2 separate regions of the Homo sapiens genome follow, and region 1 is linked to region 2. A link is a loop called in an ENCODE intact Hi-C map of the cell type or tissue named here. Cell type or tissue: adrenal gland. All regions are shown on one strand.

Evidence for each region. Peaks named below come from ENCODE experiments on the same cell type or tissue, not always from the same donor. Only the 100,000 strongest peaks of a DNase experiment are listed, where the experiment ranks them.
Region 1: a loop joins it to region 2, with 5 times the contacts of the local background. A loop is called at or near these places in 91 of 110 quality-filtered maps.

What each region holds. Positions count from the first base shown.
Region 1 is chr2:225,659,324-225,661,823 of GRCh38, reverse strand. All of the region lies in intron 7 of NYAP2 (neuronal tyrosine-phosphorylated phosphoinositide-3-kinase adaptor 2), which reads right to left. Among named protein-coding and RNA genes, the nearest start is that of NYAP2, 260 kb to the right of the region's middle. In adrenal gland, a CTCF peak has its summit at 1,183 (motif pointing right); a DNase peak (open chromatin) is centred at 1,193.
Region 2 is chr2:226,801,359-226,803,858 of GRCh38, reverse strand. It overlaps a transcript of RHBDD1 not described here. Among named protein-coding and RNA genes, the nearest start is that of IRS1, 2.8 kb to the right of the region's middle. In adrenal gland, a CTCF peak has its summit at 1,155 (motif pointing right); no DNase peak of the experiment used is centred here; H3K4me3 peaks cover 487 bases; H3K27ac peaks cover 365 bases.

The sequences.
Region 1 (2,500 bases), 1.1 Mb after region 2:
TGAACCCAAAAGGTGGAAGTTGCAGTGAGCAGAGATCATGCCACTGCACTCCGGCCTGGGTGACAGAGCTAGACTCCGCCTCAGAAAAAAAAAAAAAGAGAGAGCAAATTCAAAAAGGAAGTTATATATGAGGCAACTATGCATAAAGCAGGGGTTTGATAGATAGAACTACCTGGTTTTATATCTTACATCCATAAAGCCACTCACTGGTTATAAGACCTTCAATAGGTAACAGAAACTGTTTAGCCAAAAATTTTATCATCAGTGAAACGGGTATAATATTACCTACTTCAAAAGTGTGCTGTAAGAACAACATTAGATAATACAGCATTCTGAGCACTCTGGCAAACACATAAGAAGCTCTCAACAAAAGCTATTTTAGGAATCCAATTTATCTGGAGAAGTGTTTTCAACCTGAAGGATAATGTTCATTTGCAGCACAGAATGAAGAATGAAGATTTGTCCAGCAGGTGAGCTGGGTGCTAGTGCTAAAGATCTCTAGTGTTTCTTGAGTAAAAAACTCATGGCAAAGACATATTTATTATTCTGAATGAAGGGTACTGCCACTCTGAGCCAGTACTAACAGCATGTAAACATTTATTCCTAATGCACATGCAATTTAAGTTGGAGGTAAATTTACCCACAAGTTAGCAAGAATACTATTTTCCGGAAAGACTCTCAAGCTATCTGTTTCAAACATGTTAATGGAAAACAAAAGAAATCAAGAAGGAATTTTTCCATTTAACCAGTCATGCTTTTTTCTGTTCTTTTCCTTTTCAGTTGGCAAAAGAGGGATAATGATCTCCTTTCCTGGAAACTCAGGTTGAATTAAGGGATTTACAATGCACAGAAGATGTCATAAATCCTAATGAAAACAGCTGCACATATTCATAAATAATGCATAGCACTCTGAGATCAGTAGCTGTGATTCATTTTTCCCCTAAGTATTATTTTTAAAGGCATACTATTTAAAAGTTAGAGAACCTAAAATTGCAAGATTAAAGTAACGAAAAAAATTCAAAACAAAAATCATCAGCAGATTTTGTCATAGATTTCTACAGGCGTTTTGCTTATTATCCCAAACAACGCATACATCTTCTGTGTCATAAAACAGTTTTGTTTGATTCAATTTTTGAAAGCCAAGTATAGATTCCAAAGTGCGCTACAGACGCTAGGTGGCGCCATGTATCCACCTAGTGTTATGCTGTGTTTCCACAGGCTGAGTTGGCCCGCCCCATCTGAAGCCAGACATTCGTTTTAATAGTTAAATCGATACATTTTATAATGTGAATGGTTGCAGGCATTAAAAAAAATAGGCATTTAAAACTGGTATGTGGAATCTTTAAGTAAATGCTGAGGTTGGCAAAAAAAAAAAAAAAAAATGTATCCTGTGTCTCTAATACCTGCTGTCCCGACCCTAGCAGATAATAGCTTCCTATATAGACTTAATGTTTTCATTGTATTTTCTCCTACCTTAATTCAAAGAGGTGAGTAAGTAGTATTGGGGGCAGGAGAGCTGACAGTTCTGAAATGCTACCTGTAGCCAATTTCTACGTACTTTGCCTCCAACCCACATATGAGACCTACAAGGTAAGAAGAAATGCCAGACCTAAACTCCCTATTACATGGTAAATAACTTAGTAACTAATTTTGTAATTGTGAAAGAAGGAGTAATGAATATAATGGGCTCTAGGGGGGTACCAAGGACAAGGTGGGGGAAATCAATTTGCCCCAGGTGCAGGCAATAAGGAGATGCACTGTCTACAGAGAACTTAAAACCAGTGATAGAACCAACTAGAAATCTGTCTGCTTTTTCTTATCACCATGCACTAGCAGTTGTATACCAGCTTGGGGATAGTGGGGTGGACCAATCATTCCTTCAGTGACTACTGCCTTTGGAATAACACTGACTGAACTACTTTTCTCTTTAGAATTTTCCAGCAAGCAGAAAAATTGAATTTTTTGGAAAGAGGAAAAACTGTTAGGAAAAGGAGAAAGAATTAATATTTTTTTCCCACAAGTAATGTCTGTCCAGGACTTTACACACCTATGTTATCTCATTAATCCTCAACAACAACCCCAGACTCAGAAAGGTTCAGCAACATATTCCAGGTCTTACAGCCACTAACCAGTAGAGCCAGGATTCTAATAAATCTTTACTTCCTGTAAGTCTCATATCTATCTCAGGTTTTTGTCTATCTCAGGTTTTTGACTGGTTAATATCAGGTTCTGAGTGGTAAATCTCAGGTTTTTGAGTGGTTAATGTCATAGCCTTTGACATTTAATAAATACAAAACTTTGGATAAGCTATGTAACCTTACTCACTTTGGTATCCTTGGTTGTGATGTGGGATAATAATAGTACCCATCAGTGAGGACTGTAGGGAACACACCTACAATGATGCAGGCATGCTCCGAGCCCAGTCCTGGCACATGGTAAGCACATGAGAGGTGACAAAAATGGCACATCATGTTCATTATGCAAACTTCACCTAAGAACC
Region 2 (2,500 bases):
CCTGATCTAGCCGATTTACAAGCCAAGTGTGACTTTTCAGCTCTCTTTTAATTGGCCTATTTTATATATTTTTAAATAAAACAGATGAAAGATTTTAATTACATGAGAAAACAAAGTTTTTAAGGGAAGAGGCACCTTTCAGATTCCCAAATTGCACTGTCTGTAACTGATAATGTTTATGTCAGAAGGCAGTTGGTTGTTATGTGATCTCATTTGCCCTGTGCCTATTTTTTCCACAAAAGAGATCATAGTGCTCTGCAATTGTGTTCATCTGCCATTTTCGATGTAAGTTTCCTGTGGGCAGCATGTCTTTGATATCTAAATCCTCAGTGTCCAGCCTAGTGCCTAACACAAGTAGGTGTTCCAAAAAACTTGAGTGGGAAAAAATAATTGCCATTTATCTGAGTTATAGCCCATTTCAAGTTCAAGCTTAAGGCTCCTCTCTTCTGTAAAAATTAAGTAGTTATTTCATCCATCATGAAAGTAAATACCACTTGTTATTTGACATCTCTCTCTCTCTCTCTCACACACACACACACACACACACACATTTTAGTCATCAACTATTGTTATTTTGTACTCTCTTATTACCCCATCAAAGCTGTAAGAAGCTGTCTTTTTATCTATTTCATATTGCCTTGCAGAGTAAGCATTCAAATGCTTATTACTATTGAGCCATCTTAAAATAAAAACAGATCTTAAAGTGAGAAAATCCACATTCAATTGTCCTTCAAGCACTGTTCTAAATTGCCAAAATTAATTCTAAGAGACGCCAGTATTTAAATAGCTCCTCCAGTTATGACCCATACATCTTAAGGAAAACATATGTTTTGATACAAAAAGTGTTTTATAATTTTGAAATGTTTAGTTTTACATCCACCCAACTCAAGCACTTTACAGATATATGTAATAATCTATAAATTTTGCATTATTTTCCTGATAGTATCATACATAAACCAATAACTCAATTTTAAAGCTAGTTGTAGACCTATTGCCCCAAAGTGCGTCCATAGCATGTAAACCCTTAACTCCTTGAATTAGGACTGTATTAGTGACATCAACGTAGCTGTTGCAATGTTGTGATGAAATCACTATTTTAGCCCTCTTTTAAAATGAACCTTAGCATATTACACAAATCGGCTCTAACTCTCCTATAGATGGCAGCATTGAGCAACAGATTTTGGTAATAGCTTGTTCTTCTGTTCCGTGAATTTTCAGTGGGGAGTAAATTTTTCATACAGTGTATTTCATTACAATACACCAAAAGACTAATTTAGCTTAGGTGACAGAATAATACCCATACCTGCTCAGCATTACTTCAGTGAGTTCCCACAAACGCGTCTCTTTCTATTCTATATATTACATGAACCAAATGTAAATGAATTTCCAGTTAGCCCATTAATAAAACAATTGTAGAGAACAATTGAATTTACTGTAGTATAATTATAACAAATATTAACCACCTTTAAATTGGTAGTAAAACATCAGCAAGTAGAAAAAATGGCACTAATATCCTATGATCAGTGATTATCTTCCATAGGAAACCCATTGGTCTGAACATAATTTGTCACAGCAGTGAGGCTTATTTCATAATTTTTATCGAATATTTAGCAACTGAAATTGTGTTTTTTAAAGCAGAAATGCTTTAACACTGAGAGATATATTTTTTAAAAGGTTTATTATCATAATTAGCTTTTTATGATCAAAATCCTTCCTATGAAGATAATTGTGAGGTACGTGCAAATAAATTTTCCAACCCTCCCCTCCTTCCAGAAAAGAGTATTTTTCCCCCATAGAGGTACAGTACCTTTATTTAGCTTTTTTTGGGGGGTGGGGGGTGGAGGGACGGAGGTAGGGACAGGGCCATTTGAAAAGTAAATGTCCATGGATTTGATTTGTTGTCTTACAAAATGTTAATTACTCCACTACCCCCATCCCAGCGCTAAACATCAAACCTGTGAAAAGCCCTTTGGCCTTATCTGGATTACATTGTTACTAGTAAACAACCCTTTTATAATCTCTCTTTTTTCTTGTCTAGGGTAAAACCAGGCACACAGTTACACTTTTCCACCAACTTCAGGCTTCTTTATTCTGCACCTCCCTGCCCTACCCCCTGTAAGGCACTCTATACCCCCAGAATTTCGGTCACTGTGAGTGCCGCCTCGCTTCCATTTCCAAATATCTGCTATTAATAGCCTTGCTGTAGTGGGCACGTGTGCCCACATCACCAAGCTGTCAGAGGAAAAGAAGGGAGGGCTTTCAATTCAACATGTGTACTCAAATTATAGATTAACCAGGTTTAGATGAGGCTGCATGACGACCGGGAACAGGAAGGGGAGAGGAGAAACGAGAGGCTCCCAGGCTTGGGTGGGGAGGAGCCCCTCTGCAGATGCCCAATCCCCCTAATTTACGTATCGCACACCCCTGAATGGCGCCTATGGTTCTTTTTCTCCTTCATCATCATCATCTTCTTTTTCTTTTTTTACTACGCTTTGCAACC